3 separate regions of the Homo sapiens genome follow, and regions 1 and 2 are each linked to region 3. Evidence: chromatin loops called from intact Hi-C (ENCODE). Cell type or tissue: MCF 10A. All regions are shown on one strand.

What was found. Hi-C counts contacts between places; a loop is a spot of excess contacts. Peaks named below come from ENCODE experiments on the same cell type or tissue, not always from the same donor. Only the 100,000 strongest peaks of a DNase experiment are listed, where the experiment ranks them.
Region 1: it touches region 3 in a loop (10-fold over the local background); 4 of 110 quality-filtered maps call a loop at or near these places.
Region 2: a loop joins it to region 3, with 17 times the contacts of the local background. A loop is called at or near these places in 92 of 110 quality-filtered maps.

The regions. Positions count from the first base shown.
Region 1 is chr1:26,387,745-26,395,744 of GRCh38, forward strand. No RefSeq gene overlaps it. Among named protein-coding and RNA genes, the nearest start is that of ZNF683, 19 kb to the left of the region's middle. In MCF 10A, a CTCF peak has its summit at 3,917 (motif pointing left); a DNase peak (open chromatin) is centred at 3,917.
Region 2 is chr1:26,142,155-26,150,154 of GRCh38, forward strand. No RefSeq gene overlaps it. Among named protein-coding and RNA genes, the nearest start is that of FAM110D, 13 kb to the right of the region's middle. In MCF 10A, a CTCF peak has its summit at 3,152 (motif pointing left); a DNase peak (open chromatin) is centred at 3,127.
Region 3 is chr1:26,032,154-26,040,153 of GRCh38, forward strand. It overlaps EXTL1 (exostosin like glycosyltransferase 1), which reads left to right. Exons shown (of 11, transcript NM_004455.3): 7 at 243-332; 8 at 1,076-1,162; 9 at 1,543-1,703; 10 at 2,683-2,851; 11 at 3,012-4,311. The coding sequence ends at 3,194. SLC30A2 (solute carrier family 30 member 2) reads right to left here. Exons shown (of 8, transcript NM_001004434.3): 7 at 7,624-7,758; 8 at 5,099-7,152. The coding sequence ends at 7,007. Among named protein-coding and RNA genes, the nearest start is that of SLC30A2, 10 kb to the right of the region's middle. RefSeq lists enhancers at 2,232-2,962, 3,461-3,530, 3,541-3,630, 3,641-3,780, 4,061-4,160 and silencers at 3,021-3,320, 3,265-3,428. In MCF 10A, a CTCF peak has its summit at 3,988 (motif pointing right); DNase peaks (open chromatin) are centred at 3,338 and 4,008.

The sequences.
Region 1 (8,000 bases), 360 kb after region 3:
TTGGACTTGTTACTTTTAGCCCATGATTCATTTTCCTTTCAGCTTGGGGAAAGAGTTGGCATCCTCCTTTCAATGAGAAAGCATCTCAATGAGCAACCCCCTGGATTGGATGGGCCACCACCCCAGAAAATTGGGGCAATTTGGGTACCACAAGGAGGGATTGGAAGGCAGCAGTTTCTTTGCTAGGATGGGGCCAAGATCTGCCAATCCTGATTGCTCACCCAAGGAGTCAGGAGAGAAAGATCCATTTACTTGACTGACATTGACCAAAAACAAGAGGTGTGGTTGGTGCCACAGGGCTGCAGGAGGAACTGGGCCCAGAGGCTTCTTAAAGAAGCACGTGATCAACAGCTGGGCATGGTGGCTTACGCCTGTAATCCCAGCACTTTGGGAGGCCGAGGCGGGTGGATCACCTGAGGTCAGAAGTTCAAGACGAACCTGGGCAACATGGTGAAACACCGTCTCGACTAAAAACACAAAAAATTAGCCAGCGTGGTGGCACATGCCTGTAATCCCAGCTACTCAGGAGGCTGAGGCAGGAGGATCGCTTGAACCCAGGAGGCGGAGGCTGCAGTGAGCTGAGATTGCACTCCAGCCTGGGCAACAAGAGTGAAACTCTGTCTCAAAGAAAAAAAAAAGAAGCACGTGATCTAGCAAAGAGTCTGGACCATGAATCCACCCTCTCCTGTCCACCTGCCAGCTGCAGAGCACTCCAAGGACGCTCTCCCAGGGCCCCAGGGTTTTCATACCCTTGGAGAGGATCTCCAATCCCCATCTCATCAGTGACCTCATCTTTAAGGTTCACTGGGCAACTTCCTCCCTGTAAAAGCCTCTTAGAGCCCAATTCAGCAAGCTATCCTACCTCTGAGGGTCCCCAGCCCTCAGTACAGACAGACACCTCCTCAGGTCTATTCTACTCTATGTCATGATGACAGTGGGAAGGGTATGAGGCCTGGATGACTTCTAAGCCCCATCAGCCACAGCCTACCTTGGGCAGGCTATTGAGCCTCTATGAACCTCTTTCTGCACCTGTGAAATAGGGTTGCTAATACCCACCTTGTTGGAGAGGTCACCCACATAACGAATTTACTCAGGGCCTAACTACTATTCAACAGATGGCTATTTTCCCCTCCTGTCCCCTCTCCTGCCATTTCCTTCCAGATTATATCGTCTTACAGGGCAGAAAAAGAGCCTGAGCATTTATTTACCCACATCCACACCCCCACACAGTCTCACATACATGGGTGCTGTCTGACAAAACATGTGCAATGAATGAGTCAACAACCAGAAGCTCACAGCCGAAATCACTCCATTCATTTTGTCGATTTGTGTGGTGAACAAATGTGTCCTAAGTCTCAAACAGGGGCCGGACCCCATGCTGGGGGCAAAGGATATAAAGGAGAGGGAAACAGGGTCCCTGCCCTCAAGGGGCCCCTGAGCTGTGATGAAAGAGACAAGTCAGTCATGCATTACAGTCCAGTGCCATGACTGGGCCATGGGTTTGGAAAGTCCTGGATTCCTCGTGAAGGGACCTTTGGGATTGCAGAAAGAAGATACCGGACAGAACTGGGAGATCTGGATTCTAGCCTCATTCTGTCACTAGCTTGCTCTGGAAGTGTCTTCAAGTCACTTCCTTAGTTTCCACATCTTAAAATGAGTGCAAGGAAGAGGGGCACCTGTGTGCTGTTCAATGTCCCCTCAGAGACAGACTCTTGGGCAGAGGATTCTGTGGGCCTGGGGCTGCTTTTGTAACACCAGAGCCTCCTGCTCCTGCACACTTACCTTGTGCCCACTTGGGTTTGCCAAGCAGGGACCTTGTTCCCCACCACCCTCTACCCCTGGCGTTCCCTGAGCAGTTGGGGGGCTCAGCCTCTGGTTTTGCGGTTTCCCTCGAGCTAGCCGTCACAGCAGCTCTGTGTGCCAGTGAGGGGTCAGGCTTTGAGAGGGTGGTGGGTAAGGGGAAGGTATCACCTTCCAAAGTAACCTCTGAGGGGCAGACTGGTGGCTACTTTGAAGCAGACTCTCACCACCACCACTCTGTTTCCAGGAAACCCCCACAGGCTGAGGGAAGGAGGGGCTTTGAAGAAACATAGCCTGGTACAAGGCCTCCTGCACAGAGGAGGACAGCCTCAGGGCCTGAAGGGCCAGCCAGTTTTGGAGGGGCATCTAGGAGCAGAATGAGGAGGAAGGGGCAGGGTTAGTGATTTTTGTTTTGTTTTGTTTTGTTTTGTTTTGTTTTGAGACAGGGTCTTGCTCTGTCATCCAGGTTGGAGTACAGTGATGCAATCACAGCATACTGCAACCTCAACCTCCCAGGCTCAAGCAATCCTCCCACCTCAGCCTCCTGCATAGCTGGGGCTGCAGGTACGTACCACCACTCCCAGCCAAGGTTAGTATTGAGAAGGTCAGGGGATCAGATTCTCAGAGAGCAGGTTCTGTGTCTTTCCCATCTGACCAGGGGTTCCCCTGGTTGAGTCCTGGTCTCACCTTGAGATGAGGAGGCCCCCACAGGGTGGGCTCTGTGCCTTCTATTAATATTAGATTGACCGGGCATGGTGGCTCATGCCTGTAATCCCAGTACTTTGGGAGGCTAATGCAGACGGATCATTTAAGATCAAGAGTTCAAGACCAGCCTGGCCAACATGGTGAAACCCTGTCTCTACTAAAAATACAAAAATTAGCCGGTCGTGGTAGCAGGCACCTATAATCCCAGCTACTTGGGAGGCTGAGGCAGGAGAATCACTTGAACCTGGGGTACGGAGGTTGCAGTGAGCTGAGATTTTGCCACTTCACTCCAGCCTGGGCAGAAGAGCGAAACTCCATATCAAAAAAAAAAAAAAAAAAAAAGGCCGGGTACGGTGGCTCACGCATGTAATCCCAGCACTTTGGGAGGCTGAGGCGGGCAGATTACCAGGTCAGGAGATCGAGACCATCCTGGCTAACATGGTCAAACCCCATCTCTACTAAAAATACAAAAAATCAGCCGGGCATGGTGGTGGGCGCCTATAGTCCCAGCTACTCGGGAGGCCGATGTAGGATAATGGCGTGAACCCGGGAGATGGAGGTTGCAGTGAGCCGAGATCGTGCCACTGCACTCCAGCCTGGATGACAGAGTCAGACTCCACCTCAAAAAAAAAAAAAAATCATTTGCACACATTACTTAACTCCTCCCAAGGAGAAGCCCTGAAGCTTAAGCTAAATCTACCTCTGTTCCACTCATTCCTGGAAGACAGGTTTTGAGTTTGATTACTTTGGAAAGGCCTCAGAGGTCTGCTGGCTCTCTGTCCTTGCCTTCTCTTTAAAAAAAAAAAAGTGATTACCAGGAAAATTGCGCCTTGGGAAATGGAGGCCCCGGCTGTGTGTGTGCACGTGTGTGTGTGTGTCTGTGTGTGTGTCCACATGCATGCATTCTACAATTTAAAGGGTTAAACCTCCAACCAAAGCTGAATCCAGCTGTGCACAGGTTTCTCTGTTCATCCCTCTAAAGGAACCTTGATCTTCTCTGCTTCAAGGTCTGTATAAATTGTTCCCTCTGCCTGAAACACACTCTCAACACATGCACACACATACAAACGCCCCCCCTTTACCTCTTTTTCACATTTTCTTTGGTCAAGATTTAGGCATCTGTTAAGTCTCTGTTTCAAAATCAGTTTCTGAGGAAAGCTTTTTTCTGATCTCCTTTCCCTTAAATTAAATCACTATAACTATTTGTTCACTGTAATCCTGCCCTGCTGGTGCCACAAGGCCTGGAACCTCATTTGTCTGTGTATCTATCTTGTTCATGCCTGTATTTTTCCAGTCTGTGGCATGGTGTCTGGCACATAGTGGCACTCAAACAACGTTTCAATGTATGAATGAATGAATGAACAACGGAACTTAGTGATGGTGGATGAGGAAAGGGGTCATGTGGGGTAAGGGTGTCCCCTGCTGGACATTGAGAGTACCCAGGGCATCCTCTCTGAGCTGGGAAGAATGACTCTCGGTCATAAATTTCCTCCCTGAGGGGCAGAGTTGGGGAACCTCACCTTATGCCCAGACTGCTGATGCATGCCTTCTTCTTACCTCTATCAGCCCCCACACCACTGTCCTCCCAGCCTTCAGAGCATCCGTCCCCACCCCCAGTGGCCTGACCCACCCTCCCCCACGCTGCAGACCACATCAGCAAGGCTGTGGAGCGCCACAGCGATTTCTGCATCCTCTCCACAATGAATATCCACCCCCTCTTAAACCTTTTGCTTTGAATAAGAATAGGCCCAGAGTCCTCCATCGATCCTCTTTCCCCCTCCTCCCAAATCAATCAATCAGTAGTGATTGGCTGGGACACTGGGGTGGAGGTGGACGAGGACTGGTGGGTGAAGAGCAAGGAAAGTTGGTGGGGTGGTGGTGGGGTAGGTGAGTGTGTTTCTGAAACAGGATCCCGCTAAAAGTATGGCAGAACAGTGGATTTCTCTGGAGGAGAATAGTTGGTGAGAAGATACCTGGGATGAGGTATTTAGAAAAAGGTGAATGAGAAATTCCTGACTACTGTCTTTTTTTTTTTTTTTTTTTGAGATGTAGTCTTGCTCTTGTTGCCAAGGCTAGAGTGCAATGGGGCAATCTTGGCTCACTGCCACCTCCACCTCCCGGGCTCAAGTGATTCTCCTGCCTCAGTCTCCCAAATAGCTGGGATTACAGGTGCCTGCCACCAAGCCTGGCAAATTTTTTGTATTTTTAGTAGAGATGGGGTTTCACCATGGTAGCCAGACTGGTCTCGAACTCCTGACCTCTGGTGATCCACCTGCCTCCGCCTCCCAAAGTGCTGGAATTATAGGAGTGAGCCACCGCACCCGGCCTCTGACTACTGTCTTGGCTGACAAAAGGGTAAAATACCTCCAGTTTATATAAAGTGTGAGCACAATGGGAGGAGGGGGTTCATAAAAGATTGGACTAAGAGGAACATGGTGAGGAGCACGGGGGTTCTGTGAGGGGAGTCAGGGCTCAGTGCTAAGGACATGGAGGAGTAGAGAGGGCAGGAGGAAGCCTCTTGGCCGAGGGTAAAAAGAAGTGGGTGGGGGTCAAAGAGAGATAGAGGTCACTTCTCTTCCAGTGAGGATGGGAAGAACCAGACCACACCTGTGACTCTCCATATAGTTCCCATCCCTGGCCCCTCCCCCAGCCATGCCCCAAAATGGGGCTGGGGAAGAGTGACAGTTACTTAATGACTCTGAGTCCCACTAGCTCTTCTGGGCAGCCTATGGTCACTGGGGGGCCAAAGGGGACTGAAGCCAAAGTCCAAGTTATTGATCTCTGGCCCCAAAGGTCAGCTTCAGGGGCAGAGGGAGTGGTGTTGCCATGGTGGGAGACTCGAGGGACCCCACAACAGAGGGGCTGTGCTGCAGCCCAGTTTTCACGTCTGCATCCTTAGTGCCCCATGATCCTATACACACACACACACACACACACTCCCACACCCCTCTATCCTGTCTTGCTTGAAATTTCTGCCTGATGGGATGTCTCAGAATAGACTCTTGGGTGTCTAGCCTTTGGGGTGTCTAGGGAGTATAAAAGGAGAGCCTTAGATGGAATTATTTATTTACTACTACCCCCGTCCCCAAGACAAAGCCCTGGGAGTCCATGAACTCTTTGGTGAATCCCATTAAAAAAAACACCAATCTGGTTGTCAGGAAGAAAGGATGGCAACAATTTTTGCTGTGTAGCCTTGACAAAGCATTTACCTTCTATGAGTCTTAGTTCCCTTATCTATAAATGAAGGGATTGAATCAGATGAGCTCTAAGTTCCTTTCCGGATAAGTGACCTAAGATTCTGAGGAATTAGAGGGGACAGGCCTGACAGCAGGGGTTAGGAGTAAGAACTAGGTTAGGTTCGGGAGATGGTAAAAACAAATTCTTGGACTTGGAAATAAAATCTGCATTCTAATTTTGGCCATTATTAACTGTGGAAACTGGGGCAAGTCATGCATTTATTAATTCAACAAACATTTAATAAGCAATTACGTTATCCCAAGCTTTGTGCTGCATACTGACACAATGAACAAAACATAGTCCCTGGCTTATGGGGTTTACATTGTAGTGGTCAGTGGGAAAGAAAGACAAATAAGCAAATATATATAATACAGTGGGACAAATGCTCTGTCACAGATGTGTAGAGCACTATAAAAAATGGGAAAGGGGGCCAGGGGCTGGGACTCACACCTGTAATCCCAGCAATTTTGGGAGGCCGAGGCGGGGGGGGATCACCTGAGGTCAGGAGTTCGAGACCAGCCTGACCAACATGGTGAAACCTCATGTCTACTAAAAATACAAAAATTAGCCAGTCATGGTGGCAGGCGCCTGTAATCCCAGCTACTTGGGAGACTGAGGCAGGAGAATTGCTTGAATCCAGGAGGCAGAGTTTGCAGTGAGCTGGTATCACACCACCACACTCCAGCCTGGGCAACAGAGCTAGACTCCATCTCAAAAAAAACTGAAAAAAAAAAAAAAAAATGGGGAAGGGACTGGGAGCCATGGCTCACACCTATAATCCCAGTGCTTTGGGAGGGAGGAGGATTGGTTGAGGCCAGCAGTTCAAGGCCAACCTGGGCAACATAAGGAGACCTCATCTTTATAAAAATATGTTTTTAATTAAAAAAACAGAGAATAGGGCCAGGCACAGTGGCTCATGCCTGTAATCCCAGCACTTTGGGAGGCCGAGGCAGGCGGATCACAACATCAAGAGTTTGAGACCAGCCTGGCAAACATGGTGAAACCCCATCTCTACTAAAAATACAAAAATTAGCCAGGTGTGGTGGCACATGCCTGTAATCCCAGCTACTTGGGTGGCTGAGGTGGGAGGATTGCTTGAACCCAGGAGGCAGATGCTGCAGTGAGCTGTGATCGCGCCACTGCCCACCAGCCCAGGAGACAGAGCAAGACTCCGTCTCAAAAATAAAAATAAAAGAGAATTAATAGTGATCAGCAAAGTGAAAGTAAGGGAAATGGTGCTTCAGGCAGAGGGGTAATCATGGAGAAACCCTAAGGAGAAAGAGAATCAAGCTATTGGAGGCCCTAGAGCGTGCATTGTGACAGAAGTGAGAAGGGGAAGGACAAGGAGTACAGTTGGCAGTAAGACTGGTACTGGGGGCAGAGATCTGCCTCCTCTGCAAAAATGCGATAACAATGTGCCCACCTAATCTCCCTCTTTTTCTGGCCGCCTTGTTTTCCAGGGTCTAGTGATATAATGAATGGGAAAATACTTTGTGGTCTGAAAAGCACTGTACAAAGTAGTACACAGACACTAGAAAAGAGCTGTGGATCACTGAGGATCAAGCTGGGTAAATCTGGCTTTGGGCTAACTTCCAGAAAAACAGTGGAAAATTAACCAAGATTGAGACATTGAGCCTTTAAAAACCTTAGGTCACAAAACTAGAGAAGATGAGGACTGGAGTTTGAACATAAAACATGACCCCAGAGTCTTTGCAAAAGAGGAAGGGGACTTGTTCTAAGGACCCCAGTGGATAGAAGCTATAGAGACTAGGTTGAATTCAATGGAAGAAATAACTTCTTATTTTTATTTATTTATTTTTTGAGGTGGAGTCTCGCTCTGTTGCCCAGGCTGGAGGGCAGTGGCACGATCTTGGCTCACTGCAACCTCCGCCTCCCAGGTTCAAGCAATTCTCCTTCCTCGGCCTCCCCAGTAGCTGGGATTACAGGCATGAGCCACCACGTTTGGCTAATTTTATTTTTATTTTTATTTATTTTTATTTTTATTTATTTATTTATTTATTTATTTATTTATTTGTATTTTTAGTAGAGATGGGGTTTCACCATGTTGCCCAGGCTGGTCTCGAATTCCTGACCTCAGGCGATCCTCCTGCCACGGCCTCTCAAAGTGCTGGGATTACAGGTGTGAACCACTGCACACAGGCAGAAGAAAGAACTTTCTAACAATCCCAACTATCTGTGGATGGGCAAGGCATTCACAGCAGTAAGTTCCCTGTTGCTGGAAGTTTGCAAGCTGATCT
Region 2 (8,000 bases), 110 kb after region 3:
AGGGTCATAACTACAGTGTAAGAGCTAAGGTAAAATAAATCGGCTGGGCGTGGTGGCTCACGCTTGTAATCCCCGCACTTTGGGAGGCTGAGGCAGGCAGATTGCTTGAGCTTACAAGTTGGAGACCAGCCCGGGCAACATGATGAAACTCCTTCTCTCCAAAAACTATAAAAAATTAGCTGGGTGTGATGGCGTGTGTCCACCAGGAGGCTGAGGTGGGAGGATGGTTTGAGCCCAGGAGGCAGAGGTTGCAGTGCGCTAAGATCATGCCACTGCACTCCAGCCTGGGCAATAGAGCCAGACTTTGTCTCAGAAAATAAATAAATAAATAAATAAATAAATAAACCATAGCGCTCAGATGGGAGGTCCAATGAAATCTTCCTATATCAACTCTGGCCCTGGAAAGAGAAGAAAATAAAATCACCTTTAAGAATTCATAGCTTTTGGCTAGGCGCGGTGTCTCAAGCCTGCAATCCCAGTACTTTGGGAGGCCGAGGCGGGCGGATCATGAAGTCAGGAGATCAAGACCATCCTGGGTAACATAGCGAAACCCTGTCACTACTGAAAAAAAAACAAAAATTAGCTGGGTGTGGTGGCATGTGCCTGTAATCCCAGCTACTCGGGAGGCTGAGGCAAGAGAATCGCTTGAACCCGGGAGGCGGAGGTTGCGGTGAGCTGAGATTGTGTCACTGCACTCCAGCCTGGTGACAAAGCTAGACTCTGTCTCAAAAAAAAAAAAAAAAAAGAATTCATAACTTTTGGCTGGATGCAGTGGCTCATGCCTATAATCCCAGCACTTTGGGAGGCTGAGGCAGACGGATCACCTGAGTTCAGGAGTTCAAGACCAGCCTGGCCAACATGGTGAAACCCCACCTCTACCAAAAATACAAAAATTAGCCGGGAGTGATGGTGCACACCTGTAGTCCCAGCTACTTGGGAGGCTGAGGCAGGAGAATCGCTTGAACTCGGGAGGCAGAGTTTGCAGTGAACTGAGCTCACACCACTGCACTCCAGCCTGGGTGACAGAGCAAGACTCCATCTCAAAAAAAAAAAAAAAAAAAAAACTTCATAACTTTCCAAGAAACAAAGAGTTCATAACTTTCAAGCCAGCTCTCTCATGAAATCCCAAGTCAAATCATATTACTATGTAATCCTAAAATCCTCAGAGAATTTAAAATTTAAAGTGATATGAGTTGGTAGTACTAGCACATTATTGACAGAAATCATTTCAAATTGTCTCTGAAGAAACTCAACTTCAACACAAGTCTAAAATAATTCCCACAGATTTCCAAACAACATGAGCAGCTAGTGACAAAAAATAACTGAACACAAGATAATAAGGGACCATGAGAAAGAACAAGCAGGATTGGGAGGCGGTGGAAACAGACCTTCAAAGATATTGAAATTATCAGACAGAATAAAAGATAATCTTGCTTAATATGTTTAAGGAAATAGGCCAGGCATGTGGCTCACACCTGTAATCCTAGCACTTGGGCGGTTGAGGCGGGCAGATCATTTGAGCTCTGGAGTTCCAGACCAGCCTGGGCAACATGGCAAAACTCCGTCTCTACAACACATACAAAAATTAGCCGGGCATCATGGCACCCACCGGTAGTCTCAGCTACTTGGGGACCTGAGGCAGGAGGATAGCTTGGGCCCAAGAGGTGGAGGCTGCAGTGAGCCGAGATCACACCACTGCACTGTAGCCTACGTGACAAAGTGAGACCCTGTCTCATTAAAAAAAAAAAGAAAAGAAGGACAGAAAGAAAGAAAGGACTTGATACTATGTGTTAGCAAGTAAATTTCCAAAAGAACCAAATACAATTTCTGAAAATGAAAAAATTATGCTAACTGAAATGGAAAACTCAGTAAACAGACTCATCATTAGGTTAGAATTGTTGAGATAACCATTAAAAAAACCAGACCTAGAACCAATAACCTCCAAACTAACAGTGGGGAAAAAAATCAATGTTTAAAAAAGTGTTTTTTAGGCTGGGTACGGTGGCTCACACCTGTAATCCCAGCACTTTGGGAGGCCGAGGTGGGAGGATCACTTGAGGTCAGGAGTTTGAGACCAGCCAGGCCAACATGGTGAAACCCCGTATCTACTAAAAATACAAAAATTAGCCGGGCATGGTGGCACATGCCTGTAATCCCAGCTACTTGGGAGGCTGAGGCAGGAGAATCGCTTGAACCCAAGAGTCAGAGGTTGCAGTGAGCCGAAATCACGCCACTACACTCCAGCTTGGGCAACAAGAGTGAGACACCATCTTAAAAAAAAAGTAGTTTTTTTTTTAAGAGAAAGGGAAAGTACAGCAAATAGAATGTACATTACAAATGAGTGAAATAAATAAAAATATAGCAATATCTACAAGTGGGCTAAATTCTCCAAAGATAAAGGATGTCAGACTAAATAAAAGAATAAAATCCACTATTAATATGTTCTGTTTACAAAGACAAATCTAAAATATCAGGACATAGATTGGCAAAGTTTAGAAAAAGAAATACTTGGCAAAAAAAAATGAGGATGAAATAGCTATATTGAAGCTAAAAGCATCACTAGAGATAGTTTCTACCTAATGATAAAAGTTCCATTCATCAGAGAAAGAGATAATATTTCTAAACTGGCACACATTTAATTAACACTGCCTGTCAACACTTCACTGTCTTTATTACTGTAGAATTAAATAAGTGAACCCTTAACATCATCCTTGGCACATAGCAAGTGCTTAATAAATGTCAGTGATAGCAGCAGCAGGAACATACTCTGTGACTGGTGAAGCCATTTGACTTCTATGAGCCTTAGTTACCTCTTCTGAAAAGTGGCCATAATAATAAATTATTTTTTCAAGTTGCTTTGCAAACCAAATGAGAATAATGTATGTGAAGATGTTTCATACACTACAGAGAACAATATAAACGCAGAAATCGCTGCTCTTATCAGTTAACTGGTATTACAAGCAGCAGTGTCAAGGTAAGCAACCATCTGAGCAGTCCCCAGGTGAAACAGCAGCTCTGAGGATGTCCAGGTGTGCGCAGCAAGACCAGGCAGCGGGGCGGCCCCCTATGCTAGTGAAGCTCAGGAAGAGCCCGTGGGCGAAGTGGTATCAGGAAAGCTTCTTGGAGGGTGAAGCCCGCCCTCTGGTGGATAACCCTTGTTCAAACTCAATCAGACGAGCTTTCCAGAGGTCCTTGGGGAAACCGTTCCTCAATCTGAGTCTCACATCTCCCCAATCCCATGGTCTTGCTTTCTGCAGATCTTCTGGGGTAGGGTGGGATAATTTTGGAAACAAAATTATTGTGACCTGTGCCTCATGGTGCCAAGCTCACCTAAACTCAGAGTCCTTCCGTTAGGGGCAGTCTTTAAACGGTAAGCAATTTACCATAGGTCCCCACAGTGCACCACTAGCCAAGGCTTGGACTCCCATCTCCCAGTGACCTATCCTTTTTAGATCACTAGGAATGGCAAGCGTGGCCTCTCTAGCTCAACCGACCAGGCTCGAAGGTCTGGAGTGACTATTGTCCATCTGCGTGTCCTGCATTAAACTGGAATGGCCTGACCTTTACACCCCACCTCCTTCAATCACCAGATACAGGCTGCCCTAGGAAGGGTGGGAGCTTGGCTGAGTGGGCTCTCAGCCACTGAGGCAGACCCTGAAGGAGGTGACAGCGGCAGGCCATCTGCTAACTGCACCCCCTACTAGTGGGCAGCAGTGGACACCATTGAAAGCTGCTGTCTACAAGAACCCGCCCATACACACTGAAGGCGCAGCCCCTTCAGAATTCCTCTGGCCCTCTTCCCAAGAGGGAACTTAGTGGAGGAACGCCAGTGGGACGAACTACAGCCCCCACCACGGCAGTCCGTCCTGGGGCTGCAGGTGATGGCCCTCATCTCCCTCCTCCTCCATTGGTTCTAGACTCCCCTCACCCTCAGCTGCCACTTCTGCTGGCCTCAGTGGCTCACGTGGTGGTGGGATCCAGACCTTCATCCCCAAGAAGCCTGAGCCCCTGGTCATCACGCCCTTCTCAGGCCAGAGTTGCATGACCTGTCCATTTGCAGTTATAGTGGAACAAAGGAACACCAAGAAGCACCTGAGCAGATCACCCTGGATCCACAGGGATCCTTCTTGCCCCCACTGTATAAGAGCAGCCTTATTCCTATTTATAATCAGGGTGAAACACCTGTGCCAATGCCAAGACAGGGGTGCCAAGACCCTGCTTCTTTTTTTTTTTTTTTTTTTTAAGACGGAGTCTCCCTCTGTTGCCCAAGCTGGAGCGTAGTGGTGTGATCTCGGCTGACTGCAACCTCTGCCTCCTGGATTCTCATGCCTCAGCCCCCATGTAGCTGGGACCACAGGCGCGCGCCACCACACCCGACTAATTTTTGTATTTTTAGTAGAGACAAGGTTTCACCATGTTGGCCAGGCTAGTCTCGAACTCCTGAACTCAGGTGATCCATCCACCTCACCCTCCCAAAATGCTGGGATTACAGGCATGAGCCACTGTACCCAGCGACCCCTGTTCTTGATGGCTAGTCCTGGACACAAGCAGCTCAGAGCACCCAGGAGGTAGACACTGGTTATAATTTAATGCAGATCTGTTTTTCTTTTTCTTTCTTTTTTTTTGAGGGTAGGGGGATGGGGGTCTTACTATCTTGGCCAGGTTGGTCTTGAACTCCTGGCCTCAAGTGATCCTCCCACCTCGGCCTCCCAAAGTGCTGGGATTACAGGCATGAGCCACCATGCTCAGCCCTTCAATACATATCTTTTTGGGAAAAATGTGCCCCCTTGTAGGACCAGGACCTCTAACCCTGCAGAGCCCAGAGTTGCAGGGCTGGCAAGTACAAAGTCTCCCTCTGGGCCACTGGAGTAACAGTAAGTGGGGTCACTCTTCCTTCCACCCCTTGGTTCCTGTACTCCTTTTTTCTTCCTGTACATCTTTCTTCTTCTCCTTTTTTCTTCTCCTGTACTTCTTTTTACTCATCCAAGGAAGGGCCTGCTGCCCATCTGCAGGGAGAGTAGGCAGCTGACTGCCTATGGCCATCACCTCCCTCAGGGTCTGCCTCAGCTGCTGAGATCCGCCTTCCCCAAGGTCATGCTCTTCCCAGGGCAGACCACCTCTGGTGATTGAGGGAGATGAGAGTACCAAGTTCTGGCCTTTTGACCCAAAGTGGGACACTGATGGGCAATCCTCACTCCAAAGCATCGGCTGAGCAAAGACCTTTATCTTTTTGTTTTCTTTTTTTCTTCATTTTCTTAAAACAGAGATGGGGTCTTGCTACATTGTCCAGTCTGCTCTCAAGGTCCTGGGCTCAAGTGATCCTCCCACCTCGGCCCCCCAGAGTGCTGGGATTATAGGCATGAGCCACCGTGCCAGCCTGAACAAAGACCATGTAAACATGGCATTGGGTAAATACAAAAATTAGCTGGGTGTGGTGGTGCACACCTGTAATCCCAGCTACTTGGGAGGCTGAGGCAGGAGAATCACTTGAACCCGGGAGGTGGAGGTTGCAGTGAGCCGAGATTGCGCCACTGCACTCCAGCCTGGCTACAGAGCGAGACTCTCTTAAAAAAACAAGTCTTAAAGGAGGGGAAGGAGTCAGCAAAGCACGTAACTGAAGGAAAAGCATTCCTAGCAGAGTCCACAGGCCCCCAGGTGGAGCGTGGTTGTTGTGTTAGAGGAACAGACAAGGAAGACATGTGCATCTGGACAGGGAGGATGGCAGGCGGGGAGGGCAGGGAGCTCACAGGGCGTGGCCACGGGAAGCCTGCAGGCTGCTAAGGATTTGTCTTTATCTCGAGTGAAATGGGGAACCTTTTTCAGAGTTTTGAGCAGAGAAGTGACATGACTGATATATTTTTAAAGAATTGATCTAGAGTGGCATTGAGAATAGACTCTATGCAGGATGAGGTTAGAAAGAGAGAGACTTACTAGAGACTACCACAGCTGGGTGCGGTGGCTCACGCCTGTAATCCCAGCACTTTGGGAGGCCCAAAGCAGGTGGATCACTTGAGGTCAGAAGTTCGAGACCAGCCTGGCCAACACGATGAAACCTCACATCTACTAAAAATACAAATATTAGCTGGGTGTGGTGGTGGGTGCCTGTAGTTCCAGCTACTCAGGAGGCTGAGGCATGAGAATCACTTGAACTGGGAGGCGGAGGTCGCAGTGAGCCAAAATTGAACCACTGCACTCCAGCCCAGGTGACAGAGTGAGACTCCATCTCAACAAATAAAAATAAAATAATAGAGACGACTACAGTCCCAGGCAAGAGGGGACGGTGGCATGGACCAGGGCAGAAGGAGTGGAGCAGGAGAGAGTGCTCTAAATCTGGATGGATTTCAAAGATACAGCCTACAGATGCTGATGTATCAGATGTGGAATGAAAGAGAGAGAGACAGGTCAAAGGTTAGCCAAAAGGTTAGCCCTGGCCTGAGCAATTGGACAGGTGCTGAGTTAGGGAAGGTTTGAATGAGATGAGGAAGTCAGTGGCAGAACAGGTTTGTGAAAGAGCGAGGTTTTTCCGTAGTTTTGGACATGGGAATCTTGGGTTTCCAGATACTAGCATTACTTTAAGGCCAACATCTAGTACTTCCTAAATGGTCTGAATTGCCCCTTCCTTCTTCCTTGGGGGAAGTTTTACAGTACGTACATGTGGCAGTGCTGTGAGGTCCTTCTTTAAGGGACCTGGCCTCCTGTTCAATCAGAGCTTCAGGTCTGTGGACTGGCTGAGATCTGGAAATCAGCTGAGAGGCTGAGATGCTCCTTCATGACAATTCAAGTCAGGCCTCTGGCCATGACATGGAGGCTTTTCTGTTTTATAACTCAATAACATTTAACACACTGCTCATCCACTTCATTCCTAGGGACACTCCAGTCAAAGATCCCTGCAAGTCACAGGGTTCTGGTTGTCACTCCATCCCACTGCATGTTACAGTGAAGGCCCCTTGACTCTGGCAGTTCAGCTCTGCCACTTGGCTTCTGCCCCTCTGGGACCCCATCACCCCCAATGAGATCAGAGAGCCCATCTCAGTGGTGGCCTCTTCCAATATGCCCAAGAACAAAGGACATCCACCATAAAATTTGTCAAGGATGCAGATGTTACTGTCAATAATGCTTTCTCAACTCCTAGGTGAAGAGCGTATCCTCTGGGCCCTCTCAGGGAATCCACAGAGGGATTGGGGTACATGCACTCAGAGGGATCAGGGAATCCACAGAGGGATCAGGGAATGCACTCAGAGGGGTCGGGGAATCCACAGAAGGATCGGGGAATGCACTCAGAGGGATCAGGGAATCCACAGAGGGATCGGTGTATAGGCACTCAGAGGGATTGGGGTATATGCACTTTCTTTTTTTTTTTGAGATGGAGTGTCATTCTCTCTCCCAGGCTGGAGTGCAGTCGCATGATCTTGGCTCACTGCAACCTCCACCACCCCAGGTTCAAGCAATTTTCCTGCCTCAGCCTCTCGAGTAGCTGGGACTACAGGCATGCGCCACCACGCCCAGCTACTTTTTGTATTTTTAGTAGAGACAGGGTTTCACCATGTTGGTCAGGCTGGTCTGGAACTCCCGACCTCAGGTGATCCACCCACCTCAACCTCCCAAAGTGCTGGGATTACAGGCGTGAGCCACTGTGCCTGGCCCACAGACTTTCATCTAAGTTTTCTCCAATATTCTTGTCTTTTGAGACCTTAGGAATTTAGCCAGGTGTCTCAACCTCACTGATATAGGTCACGTTGAGTACTAATCTCAGTTGACCAAACAAGCAAACTATTAGAGCTACTTTCAGCTGCAAGAGGTAACCCATTAAATCTAGAATCTCTAATAAGAGCATTCATACCAATAAATTCAGATTGATCCAGTGTTCTCTTCTTTCCTCCATGACTCTAGCCCAGATCTACTAACTTAGGGTCTCTGAGAACGAGAGCCTGGCATTAGCCTTGTTATCAAGCTCCCCATGTAAATTTTTTTTTCTCTCTCTTTTTTAATTGTAGAGACAG
Region 3 (8,000 bases):
CTTGAGTTCTGAAGCCACAGGTCACTACCCTCATGTCACCAGAATCCCTGCCTTCTACAAGCCCAGAGGCAAGGACAGAGCAGCGGTGAAAGGACCATGGATCCAACTAACCCTTCTCCCATGTGCAGTTTACAAAGCTGACTTCTCAAACTTCTTCCACCTTGAGAAAGATCACTCCTGCCCCTCGCAACCCGCCTTCTGCCCCAGATCCCAGACTTCAAGAACAACCCCCTATCCTCTAGATCTTGGTTCTCTGGAGCAATGAGAGGCCACTCCCATCCAGGTGGCCGGAGACAGCTGTGCCCTTGACAGTCATTGATGGGCACAGGAAGGTAAGGGATGAGGAGAGCCATGAAAGGGGTGGGCCCATGCTGGGAGCTGGGGGAGGGCACCCATGGGGTGTTTTATGAATACTTGGGCCTGAGCCGCAGTTGGGCCTGAAGAATGACACAGTAGGTTTCAGCCACAGGGCTAATAGTAATGATTCTTTTCCCTCCCTGGTCCCTGTGAGCTGTGCTTCCAGAGCACTGGGGCTTACATGATGGGGAAAGACAGAGGAGAGCGCTGACATCTCAGAAGAGGAACAGAGGAGAAACCCAGGTTCTTGAGAAAATACGGACCAAGGGCAGCACACGGGGCCAGGAAGGGGAGGCTTCTGGGAACCGTGGTTGGTGTGAACCACCTGCCTGCCGCATGGTTGTGGGCAAGTCCCTTCGTCTCTCTAGATCTGTTTCTTTCAAATGAGGGAAGTTTGACAACTCCTCCCAGAGTTGATGTGACAATATGACAATGGAGGAATTCCAAGATGTCAAAAGTGGAAGGGCCCCTAGAGACCAACTGCCCCATTTGACCAAAGGGGAAACTGAGATCCAAAGAGGTCAAATGAGTTGCCCAGGTCCCAAAACGAGCTCTGCACAGGCTTGCCATATTTGAGGCCCAGGCGTCTACACTGTGCCTGAAGGGAGGCTTTATTCATGGCTCAGGCGTCTACACTGTGCCTGAATGGCTCCTACTTATTGGATGGGGGTGGGGGGAATGTTCCAATGGCTGAGTTCCCCTCCCCCACTCCCTGCAGGTTAGTGATCGCTTCTACCCATATAGCACCATCAGAACAGATGCCATCCTCAGCCTCGATGCCCGCAGCAGTCTTTCCACAAGTGAGGTGAGGGCTGGGCCCAAGAGAAGCCCAGTGTGGGTAGACACAGAGCCAGAGGGCCCTGGCAGCCCCTCAGGTTCCCAGGGTTGAGGGGACCCCAGGTCATGAGGTCCAGCCTCTTGCATTTGAAACCACCCCAGCAAGCCAGGCAGCCTCCTCTTTAGGAGTCTCGTTGAGGCTTTCCATGGACTCTTTTGAGAAATTGTTTTTGTGGCCCCTGGAAGCTTTCATGCCACACTTCCAGCCAATTCCAAGTCTTGGCTCCCGCGCCCTCTCCCCTGAGTCCTGCCCGGGCCCCTCAGCCAGGCTGCCCCTGCCTCCATTTCCCTGGATGTTCTAGGCATTTAGGAGGTCCTTCCTCACAGCTCACTTGAGTCCCTCCCCAGGTGGACTTTGCCTTTCTGGTGTGGCAGAGCTTCCCAGAGCGGATGGTGGGCTTCCTGACGTCGAGCCATTTCTGGGACGAGGCCCATGGTGGCTGGGGCTACACTGCTGAGAGGACCAACGAATTCTCCATGGTTCTCACCACAGCCGCCTTCTACCATAGGTACAGACCCCTACCCTGCACAGGGATCAGAGTATCAGAGGACCAGAGACCCCACCCCCACCCCGAACGGAGCAGAGTGGCCTAGACCCCAGGGATCCAGGTTCAAGGCCGAGATCTGCCACTTCCCAGCTGTGGGATCCTGGGCAAATCTCCTCACTTCTCTAGAGTTTGTTTTCTCATCTGTAAAATGGGATGGATTCACCTCCCAGGGCTGGTGTGAACATTAAATGAAGTCCCTGGCACAGAGGTTCCACAAATGGTAGCTATTGTTATTTGAAGTAGAGCCATGCAGTGAGTAAGGGCAGTGTGTGGGTTTGCTGGTGGTGGGGTGACAAGAAAATAGTCCTGATGCTTTATGAATGTGGATGTTATGAGTTGGGGAACATCCCAGACCTTCCAGAAGCTGCCTGAAGTGCTCCGGTCTTAGGGCAGAGACTGAATTCTGTAAGACCTCTTTAGAGGGGTTCCTTAAACATGTTTAAATCAAATATGCATAACGTGGAACCTCTTATAGATTACTCAGGAGCTCTGCAGGGAATTCTCAGTAGAGTGAAGAATTACCTAATGTCTGCGAGATGAGGCTGGCCTGTCTGAGGGCCGTGTGAAGTGAGCTCACCCGGAGCGGTATCAGCCTGGTTCATCCACAACTGTTCTTTGGGCTTCCATGTTTGATGGCTTTGAAACCAGCTGATCCAAACCCATCTAATTCTGGCTCTGAGTTCAGCGCTCAGAGCCCAAGGATGGGGGGCCCAAGGAGCTGTGAGGGAGAGGGCAGGGAACACACCACTAACTGCAGATAAGCCACGGGGCACAGCACAATGGAGAGCTGTTCACGCCAGGGATGGGAGCTCTCTGAGGCAGCCAGGGCTCAGAGGCTTGGGGATGGGGGTCAAAGGGAGAGGTGAGGTCAGGAGGGAGGAGAATGGGGCCTGGGGATGGATTTGGCTGCAGCCTCTCCCTGTCTTTTCCTCTTGCCCAGGTATTACCACACTCTCTTCACCCACTCCCTGCCCAAGGCTCTGAGGACCCTGGCAGATGAGGCACCCACCTGTGTGGACGTCCTGATGAATTTCATAGTAGCAGCAGTCACCAAGCTGCCCCCTATCAAGGTGCCCTATGGCAAGCAGCGCCAGGAGGCTGCTCCACTGGTGAGGGCTGAGGGGGATTGGTCGGAACTGGCAGGGATTGGGCGGGGATGCCGGAGAGGATTCCCTCTCACTGTCTAATTCCAGTCTTTCTTGCTGCACGGGCGTGGGGAGTTCGGAAGGGCAGAGAAGCCCGTTAATGCATTGCTTCTTTCCCTCTTAGGCGCCTGGGGGCCCGGGGCCCAGGCCAAAGCCGCCTGCCCCAGCCCCCGACTGCATCAACCAGATAGCGGCAGCGTTCGGCCACATGCCCTTGCTGTCCTCTCGTCTGCGTCTGGACCCGGTGCTGTTTAAGGACCCGGTGTCCGTGCAGCGCAAGAAGTACCGCAGCCTGGAGAAGCCCTAGGGGGGCGACCCGCGGAGACCCCAGCAGAGGTCGCAGCCCAGCTCCCAGGGGGCCCGGCGCCTGCCGGCGGGCTCCGCTCTTGGGACACCGGAGAACCTATCATGTCAGCCAGCGGGCCCACACGTCGGACCCCGGTTGGCCAATCACAACAGGGGGGCGTGGCCTTACCTTCTCCTGCTCGCCCTCAGCCGCGGAGCCTCTGCGGAGGCTGAGCCCCGCGACCGGAGCGCCGCTCTCCGCTTCTCCACCCAGCTAACTTCTGCTCGTCTTTCAGAGCATTGTCTCCTCCAGGGACTTGCCTGGCCCTCCTCCCCCTCCGCCCCCAATGGGTTCGGTCTCCTTTGCGCTTTCGCAGTCCAGTGTTTGCCGCGGTTCCCGCACGGTCAGGCCCCAGGACTGGCTTGCGAGCCCCGGGGGGCGGGTCGTGTCGTGTCCTTTTCTCTCTGGCTAGGCAGGTGTGCCGCAAATATTTGACGAATAGATGGATGGCAGACATTAACTGCGTGCCTGGCCCTATGAGGGCGGCGGCGGGACAGGGTGAGCGGAGAGACAGAACTGTCCCCGCCCCACCCCGCCACCCATTCCTAGGGTTCCTAGTCCCGGGAAGGCAACTACCCAAAGACGCCTGGGTTGTCAGGCTCAATCCTTGAGCCTCAACCAAGGAGCAGAGGGGTGCGGGTAAACGAGGAGTGGGGCGAGGAAAGCGGGATGGGAACAAGTGGCCTGTCCCCGCACGGCCCGCGGCTCAGCCTCGGCCGTCTGCCCTGCACTACCAAGGCCGACCACTAGAGGTCAGCGTCGCGCCGCACTCTTCACCCGCATGTCCAGAGGGCGGCCGGGATGTGGAGGGTGAGCGCTGTGGGCAGCTCGGGGGCTGAAAGCTGGGAAGAGAAATCTGAAGAACAGCCCCATCTCTTTCGCCTGCACACTTGGAACTCAGCAAGAAGGGACTGTTTCTAGGTGGGCTGGGCGCGAGCAGGGACTGTCCCGAGCGGTATAGGTGAGAATGGAGTTGGGGGGGGACACTAGGTCCTCCGGGGTTCACCCACCTGGAGCTGGAATTATCACTTCCGAAATAAAGCGCGTGTCCTTGCCCCCTCACGCTCCAGGCTATAAATACCCTTACAGCAGCTGCTCGAGGGAGGGGCTCAGGGCTCAGGGCTCGCCTGGGAGCGCGTGCGACTCCAGAGGGTGAGGGTGGTGGGTCCAGCCCAGGTCCAGGGTGTCAGGTGTTTTCCTGCTTTGATGGCCTGGCAGCTCTGGAAACTCCCGTGACTGTCTCACTGGCAGGAACATACTGTCCCCTTAGGCCTCTCCAAGGCCTTCCACCCCCACCCCCCAGCTTGACCTCGGCGGGCCCCTGGATGACTCAGGTCCTCCCTAGAGCCAGTCACAGCTGAGTGGCAGAGTGGGTTACCCTTGGGAGGCGTGGTGCTGTGAGATGCTTGAGGTACAGGGCGGACTGGAAATTAAAGAGGTGGGGGAGAGGCAGTCCGGCCCGGAGTCAAGAACTGAGGGTGGGTGGGAAAGCATACAGCTGGGGCCCAGGCAGCCTTCCCAGGGTGGGGAGGGCGCTGGATGCCAGGCCCAGCCAGGTGAAAGAGGCACCTTTCCAATCACAGCTGTGACACCCAGGACACTGAACTGCCTTGGCATGTCCTCACCCATGGGCCGGGCACTGCTGGTCCCAGGGGTTTGTATTGTACCAACAGGCAGCGCAGACCGACAGGCCCCCAGACCCTGCTGTAGAGGAAGGTCTACCGAAATGAGGCAGAAATCCCAGACCTGCCTGCACTGGCTGTCTGACTTCAGGAAAACGATTCAACCTCTGAGCCTGTTTTTTCATCTGTAAGAATGCAGGACAGCAGTGATGGTCTCCTTTTTTTTTTTTTTTTTTTTTTTTTAAGCTGGAGTCTCGCTCTGTCACCCAGGCTGGAGTGCAGTGGTGTGATCTCAGCTCACTGCAACCTCTGCCTCCCCGGTTCAAGCGATTCTCCTGCCTCAGCCTCCCGAGTAGCTGGGATTACAGGCACAAGCCACCACGCCTGGCTAGTTTTTGTATTTTTAGTAGAAATGAGGTTTCGCCATATTGGCCAGGCTGGTCTCGAACTCCTGGCCTCAAGTCATCTGCCTGCCTCAGCCTCCCAAGGTGCTGGGATTGCAGGCATGAGCCACCGTGCCCAGCCAATGACTGTCTCTTGAGAGGGGTGTAAGGACTTGGCATACGGCAAAGCCCAGGATCAAGTTCCTGGGGCCTGCCATGGCTTGGGTGGGGGTGGGGAGTTGGGTAGGGGAGGTTGAGTCCCCTGAGATTGTGGTGGAATGGAGCACCCACCAGCAACCCCCCACCCCTCTCCAGGCCAGTGCTTTCCACAGACTTTTCACAGACCTGGAGGGGCTGAAGGACCCACCTACCTAGAACACAGGCGATCAGGATGACAGTGCTGGGAAGGCACAAAGAGGTCATTTCACAGATGGAAAGACAGAGATTTAAAGTGGGAGGCAAGTGACCAAACCCACCTCCTCCCACCTTGGGCCAGAACAGTCAAGACAAACTCAGCACTGCCCCTGGGGAGGCTGGGAAGCCCACCTGACTCCTCAGTGAGGCAGCCTCGGGCCACAGAGTTCCCTGTCCCCAGGATGGTAAAAGTAACCAATCTTCAACAACCACAGGTACTTGGCCAACTGGCTCTTGTTCTCAACCCTGTGAGGGAGGCATCAACCCTGTCGGTGTACAGATGAGACTGTGGGGCAGAGGCCAGCTCGCCCAAGGCACTTGCTTACAATGGCAGAGACAGACCTTGTGACACAGGACTCCCTGATAACTGGGCATGTTGTCTCGATGAGTCGGGGACAGGTTTCCCCTCTTGCATCTTGTAAACAAAAGCCACCCCTAAGTCAGGAATCTTCACACACAAGCCCCAGGAAGCTGCGGTTTCCCTCCTAGCTGGCCTCTGGACCGAGTGCAGCCCCACTTGTCTCCCTTTCCCTCCACCATGTCAGGCTCCGACTGGGTCAGGCCAGGTAGGCAACAGAGTTGGCCCAGCCATATCTTTCTGGAGACTCTGAATCCCCTGGGACACTCTCAGGGCAACAGAAGTGCCAGGGGGCTTGGAGGCTGTTAGTGCAGAACCCAAGCTGAAATCTCTCTACCCCCTGCCCACCACCTGTGCCAAAGTTGTTTTTTGTGTTGGCACAGCTGAGGAAATAAGGAAAGAGGAAACCTGTCTCTTACCTAGTAAGAAGCCTCTCCCCTCCAGGAAAGGGAACATTTGGCTCATAGCTGAAGTGACTAAGGCACAGATAGGCCTCAGGTGCCTCCTGGCTCCCTGCCTCAGGGAGGCTCAAATGAGAGTGTGAGGGTCCTCACCCCCGTGCCTATTGCTATAGGCAGATGGAGGGGCTCAGATTCATAAAGGCAAAGGCCAGCCAGGCTGAGAATGGGGCATGAGGCAGGCAGTATGGGCGCGCTGGGGCCAGCCTCCCCTTGGACGTCCCGTGGCTCACCACCTTTGCCCCTGCGAGTGGTAGAACATTTGCTGAGGATTAGGCCCAAATACAGCCCTTCCAGAGCTGGCCCAGGAGCTGGAAGAGCAGGGTCACACTAGCTTTATACCCGCTGAGTCCCCACCCTGGCTGTAGTCAGATGGGAGGCTGGGAAGAGCTCCATTCCTGGAGTGGGGCAGAGGTCAGGAGGGGGACCTGGTTTACAACACAGCTGGGGTAGGCAAAGTCCTGGCTGGGCCTGGGGGACACTCAGTCCAGCCACCTGCAGGTCCTGTTCATGCCCCAGTTGGTGCCTGGCTGAGCAGTCAGTCTGAGGGGCCCTGGCATGCCTGACAGTCCTTCATGTCCTCCGAGTAGTCCTCGATCTGGATGGTCACGGTGTGGAAGTGGAACTTCCCTTGGAGGCGGCTGCTGGCTGTCTTCAGCACAGCCTGGGCGTCTGTATTCTGAGCTGGGGGCCGAGAGGACACAGCGGGGGAAGCCATTTACTCTGGCCCTTTGGAACCATCAGGAGCCCAAATCTCATACCCCATCCCCAGCAGAACAGGATGGGGGACCATGAACATGGAGAAGCCCCCAGATTCCATTCCTCTGCCAGGTAGCCTCCCAGCCCAGACCTGGCTCATGCCTGAAAGAGCTGGTAAAGCACTGGCCTTAAGGCCAGGAATCTGCCACCTACTGCCATATACTAGCTGTAAAAGCCTGGGCAAGTAACTTTACCACCCAACCCCAGCCTCAGTTTCTTCATGGATAAATGAGATTGTGCTGATCAGATGGAATAATGCGTATCAAGTACTCAGCATGAGGCTGGGCTTGATGCATGGGCACTGTGAGCATCTGGGGTCACCTGGACCCGTTGGGGATGGCACTAGGCCTTTGGCTGCCTGTCTCCCACCCCACCCTGAGTGTCCCAAGCACTCACCAATGGCGATGTGGACAGACAGAACAGGCTGGGCCACCGTCAGTGCCCAGATATGCAGGCTGTGCAGGGCTTCTACCCCCTCCACCGACAGCAGCAGATCACGAACAGCTGTGAAGTCAACGCCCTTGGGGGTCCCTGAGGACGGCAAGGACAGGGGAAACTAAAGGAAACTACCCCTCCCACGCCTGCCCATTGGTGCAGGGCTGGCTCCTGATCCTCAGGTGTCATCCCCTCAAAGAAGACCTCTTTGGCCTGCAGGTCTGAGGCTGCCTTCACCTCCCAAGGTCTCTGCCCTATCACTCTGTTGTATTTCCTCTCCACTCTTAACACTGAAATTATTTATGAATGTACTTATTGTCAGTTTCTCCCTCTAAAAT